4 separate regions of the Homo sapiens genome follow, and regions 1, 2 and 3 are each linked to region 4. The links are chromatin contacts, found by Hi-C or POLR2A ChIA-PET in ENCODE. All regions are on one chromosome and are shown on one strand. Each heading gives the region's core, a stretch centred on a gene start or an enhancer-like site at or near the end of the contact. The rest is flanking DNA. Distances are from core to core; before and after follow the strand shown.

Region 1 (2,700 bases), core at 44-2,543, 4.7 Mb before region 4:
AATATACAGGGATTGGTTTACTCACATTTGTAACCCCAATAAATATGCACTCCAAAATGTTTTTGTTGAATAGAAAAATTTGGAACTGGAAATGAAGAGTTTTTGATCTCTAAAATACATTAAAAATAAATACCAAGACGACATCTATATATAAATTTTAATGCAGAGTATCTGCATTATTGACATTATGCATTTAGTTTTTTTATGACAGACTAAAGTAGTTCAAGTTACTCTATTCTCAAAAAGAACTTATTTTACACCAAACATGGCAAGCATTACATACCCTTCAAATCTAAAGACTCTTTCCACACCATATATATTACATTTGCTCTCTTTTCCAAGCTCAGAAAGTTATAACCTAACTTTTCAGGTAAGTCTCTATGACAGTAAGACGGTTTATTTTCCGTTCTAAAATTTTCGACGATTCTCACAAGTCGCAAAACTCAGCAGGAAAAAAAGAAATCCGCGTGCTGTTAAAGTGGTAGATTTTTTTCAAAGACGACATATTTCAACGAGGCTCCGCAATGAATAATGGGAATGAATCTTTAAAAAAATTCAGATCGTGACTTACTAGAGAAAAATACCTCCTACAATACTTAAGAGTCACTTTCCCCAAATAAAGGCGGGAAATATCGTGCGAACTCCTAGCTTGCTGTTAAGGTCAATATCTCAATGATTACCAACCACACGGTTGATTAAATGTTGCACGATTCAAGCTTCCATTAATAACAAGATTCCTTTGGCAAAGCCCGGGAGAGAGGAGTCAAAACAGGAACTGGAAGCACCGGTGATCAAGAAGCAGTGGACTGCACCCACACACTTCAGGGCACCGCCCACCCACGTGTACCGCGGTCAGTTCCTCCCAGGGATGCTTCTGGGGACCAGCAACCAGCTGGGAATCCAGCAACCAGCATCGCGTCTCGGGTATCAGAAGGAGGTTAAGGTATGGGCCAGTCTAACGTGGCTGGCGTGTGGGGGCACAAACACAGCTCAGTCACCGCCAGACGGCCTTTTCTTCACCCTCCCAGGGCCCTCAGCTTCCCGGCGCCACCTTTGTAGCAGTATGGAGGCGACGCGTCGAGTAGGGGACCGACTATGAACTTGGGGGCACCCAAGGATTCCCTCTCCGCGACTGAAACCAGCAGACGAGAGCCTGACGACTGCCTTTCAGTCTTGCCCGCCTCCAGGCCCAGAGCATGGATGGCAGTGCCAGCAAGGAAAAGCAATATTTCACTCACCTAACGCGGGCCCCTGAGGTTCCACTGCAAAGGCTGCCATTGCGTCGGCAACTACACTTAAAACCAGTACCTTCCCAATTAATTTTCAAAAATGGCGGAAACGCTCCCCACGGGTAACGGCGTGCTACCTTATGGGGTTGCGTAACTTCCGGACCTGCGCTATGCTTAAGTTGTAGGCGCCGGAGCCATTTTGGAATAGGGCAAAGTCTTTGCGCTGAGAATTTCCGAGGAAAGGGTTTTTGCACCGGGAAGGTGGCGAACCAGCGTATGGTTCTGTGAATGCTTTTCATCCGGGAATGCTTCCTGATTTGTGGGTACTTAAGTTACATAGAAGCACAGATTATTTTACTCACGGTTTCATAATTAGCGTGAGTTGACCCAGTGCTCTATCATCGGTCAGCTTTTCTGAGTAGCACCTGGAAAAGTCAGCTTGATGAAAACAGTTGGTGCCTCTTTGCAATGTCGATTTCTGGACTTAGTACATGACGCTTTTTCCTCAAAGCATGTTTTCTACTATCCGTATGCCATTTCTTTTAAATTTTGTGTTATGTAGACAATTTTACATTAAAGCGTAACTCATACGCCGTTTTGTTGCATATTAAAACATACAAAAATATAGCTAACGAACGCATAAAGTACACATGTAAATAATGGAAGATAATTATACGCACCCACGAACCCTCCACACCGCGGAATCTTGCGTGCTTCTGCATGTGCCATCCCTGCCGTCCACGTCCCCTCACTTTGCTGCTTTTCTTTAGGGCATAGTCATACGTAAATCACATACACATATTCTGCATATGTGTGTGTAAAAATATATTGTTTAGTTTTGCTCAAATACTAACTTTATAAAATAATGTGCTACATATGTATAACTGGGGACGTTCTCTGCTCCATACCATGAGGATTATTTCCAAAATATCCACCCATGCTCAGCTATTTCTTCTAGGACTTCCTAAAATCTCAAATGGAGGAAGAATTTTGTCTTTGGAATGAGGCAGTAACAATTCCAGAATTAAATGGTAGGTTCACAGAAATCAAATTTTAAAACCACTCACAGATCGAATTGACTTTTTGAAAATGGGTGTGTGAATTGAATTGTGTCCCTCAAAAATTTATGTTCAAGTCCTAACCCTCATACTTATGAATATGACCTTATTTGGAAATCGGGTCTTTGCAGATGTAATAAAGTTCAGATAAAGTCACATTGGAGTACCACAAGCTCGGTTAACTAAACCAGCACAAATGTATCTCTTACAGTTCTGGAGGCCAAAAATCCAAAATGAGTATTGTAGGGCTAAAATCAAAGTACCAGAAGGACTATTTTCTTCTGGAGGCTCCAGGGGAGAATCTATTACCTTGCTTTTTCAAGCTTCTAGAAGCCACTTATATTTCTTAGCTTGTGCCACCTTCCTGCTTTTTCAAAGCCAACGATGTAGCATCTTTGGTCTGTCTGACACTG
Region 2 (2,700 bases), core at 46-2,545, 3.5 Mb before region 4:
TATATGCCACTATTTTAGGCAGTGAGATAAAAACATAAAAGGTATTCCCAGCCTTCAGGTGTTCTCACAGTGTAAAGAAAAATAAAGGAAATTTTAAAAAAATTCTAATACTGTGGAAGGAGTGCTATGATGAACACAGAAAAATTCAGATTACGTGAACTTTCCCAAAAGTGGTAACACTACTTGAACTGAGCCTTAACAGTAAATAGGGCTTGATTATGCAAAGAAAGGCAAAGACTGGGTGATCTCGGTTAAAAAAAAGTGGCTTATAGTCCCAGTACTTTGGGAGGCCAAGGCAGGAGGATCACTTGAGCCCAGGAGTTCAAGACTGCAGGGAGCCATGATTACACCACTGTCTCCAGCACTCCACGTGGGCGAGAAACAGAAACTTCATCTTTTTATTTTAAAAAAACAAAACACAAAATCAGCCATGTGCAGATACCTAAGAACACACAACTGTTTAGAGACCTGTGCACAATCCTACAGCTAAGGAATGAGGCTGGAGAGATAGTCAGAGACCACATCATAGAAAGCACCTGTCCACTAGTGTAGGGTGGGGTAGGCATGGGGAGATGTATTAGCTGAGTTATTGCTGGGATATCCAGGAGAAAGAGACCACAGCTGGAGCAGAAGAACTAGGTGGCCTAGAAAGATGCACCACGGTACTGGTGGACAGGGTCCTGGAAATCCCCAGCTTGACATAATCACAGCTGCAAGTTCCATCACAGACAGAACTATATTTTGTAAGGAGGAATAAGAAACACCCACATTCTGTTTAAACAGAAAACTGTTAGGGGACAATTGTCATGAGGATAAAACTTACAGTTAAGAGGAGGTATATCTTATTATAACTTGAGAAGTTACACCTTTGATTTTTACTTTCCAAGTGGCTCCCTGTCTACTATGTCATGATAAGAGGTCTATTACATTCATTCTAGGCCTCCTGACTCTTTGTTGAATGCTCTCATGACTATATTACATTGTCATTTTCTTCAATCCCTCAATTGTCTAAACATGATTCATTCAGAGAGAATGTTCAAGAAAATGTAAAAGGCAAAACTGAAGACAACGTACTTATTTTCAAAATTTTTTTGGGAAAATTATTTCCAGTCTACTAACAAATCTGAGAATGACTTTAAAAGTGACAAGACATACAGAGCATTTTAAATCAAATTCACACTTTACCTGATTTGTTATTTTCTGGTCTGGAGTAGTTCCAGTCTTTGAGTCCAGTGGAAGTAGACTAACTCTGTGCACAGCATCGAGGGTCAGTAGGTGAAGGGGAAAGCTTAGTCAGAGAGCTACGAGCAGAACCAGGAGAACGTGGTGCCACAGAAGCCAACAGGGAGAAAACTTGGAAAAGGAAAAGGTAGTCAACATGTTCAAATAGCAGAGAGAAAGAGAGAAAGAACTTTAAGAGGGAAGATTTTTTAATAATAGAAATGACAAAAGATTCTAGACTAAAACAAAGACAGTGGATGATAGACTAAAAATGGGAGGATACTTAACGAGAAAAATCTCTCCTCTTGGAAAGGAGACAGACTTGTGAGCAGAGAAATCGACTTTGATCAGGGTTAGTTACAGCTTCTCCCTTGAAACAGGAGGGAAGATAGAAAACGAAGGCAGATGCAGATTAAGTTTAGACATGTCAGAAAATAAAGCTGAGGTAGTTCATACTTGATGTGCCTTAGCTTCTCTGTGAATTAAAAAGTGCTCAGAGCAGTAAAAGAAAAAAGCTAATGATAACATACTTTTTCTCATACCTGTGAAAGATTCTGCAGTGAGTTTCTAATATCATGTAATACTCTTCGCAACTGCATTTCTATGGCTGAAGGAGGATTCACAGAGCACACTCGGTAAGGGTAGGTGGCATGTCTATGTGAGTAAGGACACCCGAAAGGGGAAGCGAAGGCACTACAAGTAGCCCCTGATATGTTGGGAACACTGTGAGTGCTCAGAGTTCTTGTGTGCTCACACAGGGGCCTTTCTTGCCACTCAGAGTGGATGGAATGAAGGGAACAGGTAGACTGAGACATTGGTGGTGGAGCAAGCCGTGAACAGGTAGGAGTCCTTCCATGATGGCATTCCTCCACCCGCGGCGCCTCACTCTGGGGGGCTTCTTCTTTCTTCACAGATGATGGAGAGATGAAAATGGTCGATTTAACTAAAGACTGACCATCATGTTCCATCACCCGCTTTTCCAATTCCTGCTCCTCTTCAGGTGTGTACTTATAGGTGAAGGAAGGTGGGCTGCATCTGGTCTCTTTTCCTGGAGATAATCGAACATTGACAGAGGACACAACCCTTACTGGGCTCAATAAGGTGGTTGGTAAAGACTGAGACCTTCTTAGAGGATAGCCAGCTTTTGCAAATAAGTACCTTTGTTTTAACAAATCTTTTGATTTTAGCAGGCTACGCCCCATCCTTTGATTAGACAGACTGCAAACCTTCATTTGAGCTCTTTGCAAAGCTGTATTAACTCTGTCCATGGAAGAGGGAGGCCCAGTTGTATTTTCAGAGCTCATATCACTGCATTTAGCTTCAATAGAAGCCAATGATTTCAGAATATGGTGTGTGGTATACTGAGTAAATTCACTTTCACTGCTTTTACCCACATCACTTTCAGCACTTGCTTCCCTCAGTAGCTCTACTGTCTCTGCTGGAAACAAATCCTCTTCCACTTCAGTAATTTCAATGATA
Region 3 (2,700 bases), core at 138-2,637, 4.0 Mb after region 4:
AGTCAGGTTCAAGGGAAACAAAGAAGGCAGTTAAAAGTGAGGAAGACAGAGAACAAAGGAGAAGCAAAGAGAACTGGAGCAGGATCCATGCCTTTTATAGCTTTAATTTCTGCTCATTTTTCCTGCTAAGTTTCAGATCCTTTAACCTACCCTTAGCTTACTGTAATTTTTCTTAATAAGCCACACAATTTTGTATCTTTGCACTAAGATGGCCGAGATGATAGGAAGACACGGAAATTGCCATACAGAAATGTTTAAGATGCAAAGCAAGATAAAAGGTTGTAAACAAATGCTTGTAGATATCTTAAGTGGAAACATATATAAATATTTTAAAATTTGAAATAATTTTTATTTCAAAAGGCTAACTCAATTGCAGGATTTCTTCAGGTTTCAAAGTGGAGCACCATATTTGGGATACTATATATAGGTTTGTTGTCTGATGCCCATGGCAAGTTAATACACTGGGACACCAGGTTGCAGAAGAGAAAGAGGTTTAATCATAGGGCCACCAAACACAGATAGGAGGAAACCTCAAATTCGTCTCCAGGAGGACTTTGAGTCTCAGGTTCTTAAGGGTTTTAGAGTGGTCCCAAGTGTGGAGATCATTAATTGGCTGAAGAGTACAGGGCGAAGTCATGGGACAGCGAGATGAAGAAGCTGTATTCTCATGCTGATTCCCTTCTTCTGTGGCAGGGGTCTTCAAGCTGGCTGGCATCAGCTGTTTCGCTGGAATTTGGCGTCTGAAAAACATTTTAAGCAATTCTTAAAAAGCCTTACGACTCTTAACATCAGAAAGCCTATCTATAGGGACAACGGGATACAAATGTACTATCTAGCTCTACCCGACTTTCGGGTTACAAGGAAGTGGGTCAAAGTGTAGCCTGATTAATGCTTAATTATATTTTTGTCCAGAATTCTTATAAACCCTGTGAGGATAGTTTCAATACCTTTATTTCAAGAAGCTTTGGAAGTTTTCCATCAATGTAACCAGTTTCAGTATACTGAGTGGACATGCATGTAGTTCCCCACCCCCACCCCACCCCCGTACCGCAATAGAATAGAAGCAGTCATGGACGGGGCCCAGATTCTAAAACAAGCTCAGGGCTAAGGGTTTACATTTTAATCTCTTATGTAGGAACGTCAAGGTCACACTGCCTTGGTGAAGGTGGAAGGCAGGATTTTGACCCAGGTCTGATTCTAAGCCCTTGCTTTAAAACTCTATGCTATAAAAAGTCCTGGGCTAACCGGGAGCGAAACTGGCAGATCACACGAGGTTGAGGTTAAGCGGAAAGACAAGTCTGCTCTGCGTCTGTACTTGGGAAGAGGAAAAAAAACTGGACATCCCCCACGGCGGCTACCATTTTGTGGGAGCAGGGAAGCCGGAAGTCCCGCCCCGGAGGATCGCGGCTGGGAGGCTCCCAGCCGGCAGGGCGGGGCCGGGTACCCTGGGGCTCCGAGGCTGGAGGAGGGGGCGGGGACTGAAGGCGGGGTTGGGGAACGTGTGGCTCGGAGGCCCGAGGCTGTGGGTGGGGCCTGAGGGCGGGACGGAGACTCTGGGCTCAAGGCTCCTGGAAATGGGCGGGGCTCGAGGGCGGGAAGCGGCCCGTCTTGCTGGAAGTTCGGGGCTGGGGGCGGGGTCTGAAGGCGGGGCTGGGAGGGAGCGGGGCCTGAAGGCGGGGCGGGGGCGGGGCCTCGCGGCCGGCGAGGGGCTGAGCTGACAGGGCCGCATCGGCTTACCCCACCTTACTTTATCGGAACGTGCCTAAGCTGCTGCAGCTGGCACCCGGTTGCGCTCGGCGAAGAGGGCTGGGGGCGGGAGATGACGGTGGTCTTCTCCCTGCTTGGCACCCTGCGAGCACCAGCTCCCTTCTCCTCGCCACTCCAAGGTTGCAGACGAAGCAGGTGAGAGGGGCCCCTGGAGCGCGGACCTGCTGGGTCCTGGTTCTCCCTTGCGGGCACGGGGTACCCCTGCCTCTGCCCCTCAGGCCTGGGCACGTGGGCAGCCGCCGACCCTCTGCGCCCTGGCCCCGCGGCCCGTTGTCTGGACCTGCTGTCTCTGCCCCGCAGCGCCTGCCTGTGGAACGTGTGAGATCACCCGGGAAGGCTCGCGCGGGGGAGGGGGTGTCTCGTCCCCTCCGGAGACAGAACTGCCATCCCTAGTTTGGGAAGCTCCTCACTGCACGGGCGTCCACCCTGTCTTTCTTAGACTCTTCCCTTTATCCCGAGGGTACCCTCAGTATCTGGCCCTTCCGAAGGCTTCTGCCCAGGCACCTGGAGCACTGCGCCAAATTTTCTCCCTTACCCGTTTTTGGGGTATGTTAGTTACCATGACGTTGTGACTCCCGTGCCCTGGGAAGACTAGCGACCACCTTTTTCTTACGCCAGGCAAAGACCCCTGGCTGCCTTTCCACTTCCACAGCTGCCTTCCCAGGGGTTGGCTGGCAGCTGCTCTCCGAGCAGCCTATTCGGTTAGGAACTCTCTGCGCCCCTTATCTTGGAGGGCCACAGTCTGTCCCTGCAGACGAGGCAAGGAGGCAGTGCTCAGCGCTCCCTACCCTGGGTCTCTAGGGAGGACATTTGGCGCCCTGCAAGTAGGTAGGAGTGGGTGAATGGTGCGACTATTAATGTTGAAGAGTGCTCTAATAGTACCACACTGTATTACACTTATCCCACGGGATAAAGGATGTTGGATGTTTGAGA
Region 4 (2,700 bases), core at 157-2,656:
AAAAAATAAAGCCACATTACATATAAGTAACTATATAAACTATTACCTAGTGGTTTCTTACTCTGAAGTTGGGCACACAGACTCTCTCTCTTTGAAATGGAGTCCTGCTGCATCTTTTTGTTTCATTATTATCCCAGCTACTTAACCTTTAACAAGAGCTATATAAAGTTCTGGCCTGTTTTTAAGTAATTTTGTGGCAAAAAATGAATTTTACCTGAGTGCTGAAATGTTTTGCCATAGGTGTTATGCGGAGTTCATATATTGTGAAATACTGACTATGTAGCCCTTCCAATAAGATATCCATTAAAACAGTGATGGATAGTAATCTATATACATACATATATAGACGGAGAGGAAGAGAGAATAGGCTCTAATTAAAGCATCAGATGATATAATTTGATTAGATTCTGAACATCTTTCACTTGTTTCAAGCATCCAGGGCTTACATGCTAACAAAACAACAAATCGCTTTTTTTTTTTTTTTTTTTTTTGAGAGGGAGTCTGACTCTGTCGCCCAGGCTGGAGTGCAGTGGCGCGATCTCGGCTCACTGCAACATTTGCCTCCCGGGTTCAAGCGATTCTCCTGCTTTAGCCTCCCGAGTAGCTGGGATTACAGGCGCATGCCACCACGCCCGGCTAATTTTTGTATTTTTAGTAGAGACAGGGTTTCACCATGTTGGCCAGGCTGGTCTCGAACTGCTTACTTCAGGCGATCCGCCAGCCTCGGCCTCCTAAAGTGCTGGGATTACAGGCGTGAGCCACCGCGCCCGCCCATAAATCACTTTTAATAATATCCTTTCGTACGAATAGCATTGTGCAAGCAATCTTCCATAACACCGAGTAAGCACAGGGGAGCATTTCTGCTAGTGCCTAGCAAGCCCCTGGAGAAGCGACACGTCATCTAATGGCCCACCAAAGGTGCTGCATCCCAGGCAAACGCCATTACAACCGACTACCCAGGTCCCCGGAAAGGCCTTCGTTTACTCCTAACGTGTTTTGCTGGGATGCACTGACCCAGCGTTCCATCTCGCGACGAAAGCCCAGAAGACAAAGGAGCCCGCCCGGCGGGAGAGGAGCGGGTGTTTGGACGTCCCCGCGTGTTCCTAAACACAGGGCTCGGGGACCCGAAGAGCGCACCGCAGCCCCCTGGAGCGTATATATCCGGGGTCTCAAGCTTCAGGACCAGGCCCGGGAGACTCCCTGGAATTCTGCCTTCGTAATTTTAGAATCTTTTTCTTAAAGTGACCCAGCCCCCAATCCGTCCTCCCCACAAAGGCTTAACTTTAGGCCTCAACGACCCTAGACCCACGCCGGACAATCCCTCTAATCCCTCTCTCCCGGCAAGAAACGGCCTCCTGCTAAGGACAAAGAACTGCGGCCTAGGGGCCAGTTACTACAGGCTGGTCAGGGCCGGCAGGGGCGGGCGCGGAGAACCCCCGGGAGCCCAATGCCTGTGCCCACGCGGGAGCGGGGCGGAGCCGGGCGGGAAGGGGGCGGACCCTGGAAGGGACAGGGGCGGAGTTGGGCCGGGACGGAGGCCCGCAGAGGAGCAGCGAGGGGGCGTAGCCGGAGCTACGGCACCAAGGCTCCGCCCCCACCCTGCCTGCCCCCTCGCTGGAGCAACGCAAGCAGGAGGCGGGGGAGTCGGAGGAGGTGGCGGCGCTGGAGCTCCTCCCGGGGACCAGCGACCCGGGGAGCGAGCACGTCGCTCCGCACCGCTCTTCCTCCAGCCGCTGAGCCGTCCCTTCTCGCCATGTCCCAGAGCAGGCACCGCGCCGAGGCCCCGCCGCTGGAGCGCGAGGACAGTGGGACCTTCAGGTCAGCGTGCGGGCAGTCAGGGCCCCAGGGCCGGGAGCGTTGGGCGGCAGGGCCGGGGCGCGGGGAGCCGGCCCTCCAGAGGCATTCTGGGTAAAGCCGTGCCCGGCGCCCACGCCTCCGCGGCTGTGGGTGCTCGGCCCCGCCCTCTCGGCGGCGAGGGTTGGGGTCTGCGGCCGGGCCCCGCCCCTCTCGTGGTCCCTGGCGGCGCGCGGGGCGGGCGGAGGTGACGCTCGGTCGGCGCGCCCGGGAAGGGATCGTCAGGTTTTCCCTGAGAGGCTGCGGCGCTGCTGCCAGCCCTGTTCTGTTGAGAATCTCTCCTACCCGCATTCAAGTGCTCTCTCTAAAGACCTCGCTCACCCCGCCTGCTCCTGCGGAGTGACTGCCGCAGCGGGGCCGGAAGACAGGTGCGCCCCAGCCTCGCCAGCTCTGGCCCTGGCCTCCGGGGAACTCGGCGCCTCCCTCGTCACCGTCGGTGGCGGTTAAAACTGGCCTCTACGCTTCTGCTTCAATCTCCAATTTGGCATGCAAAGCACACCTTTTTGTGGTTTTTGCAGTTTGGGGAAGATGATAACAGCTAAGCCAGGGAAAACACCGATTCAGGTATTACACGAATACGGCATGAAGACCAAGAACATCCCAGTTTATGAATGTGAAAGATCTGATGTGCAAATACACGTGCCCACTTTCACCTTCAGAGTAACCGTTGGTGACATAACCTGCACAGGTCTGTATACACAGTTAACCTGGATGACCGAGTGGGTTGGCAGTCAATACTTGGTGTTGCTTTTCAGTTCGGAAAAGTTCTCTTTTTGCCAGACAGCTGTGAGGAACAGGCTCTGAAACTGAGACCTCTCATCTCAGGTCGTTAGGGCTTTTCAGCTG

What was found. Hi-C counts contacts between places; a loop is a spot of excess contacts on that map. ChIA-PET counts read pairs that join two places held with the same protein, here RNA polymerase II (POLR2A). Pooled maps may share reads with other maps.
Region 1: a loop to region 4 is called in a pooled map, with 11 times the contacts of the local background. The contact joins the promoter of NUP35 here to the promoter of PJVK in region 4. A Hi-C loop is called at or near these places in 8 of 50 pooled maps.
Region 2: a map with no recorded cell type shows a loop between it and region 4 (3-fold over the local background). The contact joins the enhancer-like site here to the promoter of PJVK in region 4. A Hi-C loop is called at or near these places in 1 of 37 single-sample maps with no recorded cell type. POLR2A ChIA-PET finds 5 or more read pairs at or near these places in 1 of 52 experiments (MCF 10A).
Region 3: a loop to region 4 is called in a pooled map, with 18 times the contacts of the local background. The contact joins the promoter of GPR155-DT here to the promoter of PJVK in region 4. A Hi-C loop is called at or near these places in 6 of 50 pooled maps.

What each region holds. Positions count from the first base shown.
Region 1 is chr2:183,123,036-183,125,735 of GRCh38, reverse strand. It overlaps NUP35 (nucleoporin 35), which reads right to left and starts at 1,293. Exons shown (of 9, transcript NM_138285.5): 1 at 1,239-1,293. The coding sequence starts at 1,278. It overlaps LOC124907917 (a long non-coding RNA gene), which reads left to right and starts at 779. Exons shown (of 2, transcript XR_007087331.1): 1 at 779-943; 2 at 1,029-1,819. RefSeq lists an enhancer at 475-1,243.
Region 2 is chr2:181,915,491-181,918,190 of GRCh38, reverse strand. ITPRID2 (ITPR interacting domain containing 2) reads right to left here. Exons shown (of 18, transcript NM_001130445.3): 11 at 1,764-2,700. Among named protein-coding and RNA genes, the nearest start is that of ITPRID2, 25 kb to the right of the region's middle. Within about 2 kb of position 1,295, at least 5 of the 41 ENCODE cell types and tissues checked have a DNase peak (open chromatin) inside an H3K27ac peak, as active enhancers do.
Region 3 is chr2:174,486,075-174,488,774 of GRCh38, reverse strand. It overlaps GPR155-DT (GPR155 divergent transcript), which reads right to left and starts at 1,387. Exons shown (of 3, transcript NR_183819.1): 1 at 1,359-1,387; 2 at 1-740. GPR155 (G protein-coupled receptor 155) reads left to right here and starts at 1,746. Exons shown (of 16, transcript NM_152529.7): 1 at 1,746-1,902. RefSeq lists silencers at 1,606-1,785, 2,049-2,231 and an enhancer at 2,126-2,195.
Region 4 is chr2:178,450,084-178,452,783 of GRCh38, reverse strand. PJVK (pejvakin) reads right to left here and starts at 1,406. Exons shown (of 7, transcript NM_001042702.5): 1 at 1,015-1,406. PRKRA (protein activator of interferon induced protein kinase EIF2AK2) reads left to right here and starts at 1,609. Exons shown (of 8, transcript NM_003690.5): 1 at 1,609-1,818; 2 at 2,373-2,542. The coding sequence starts at 1,754. RefSeq lists a silencer at 1,337-2,116 and an enhancer at 1,879-2,453.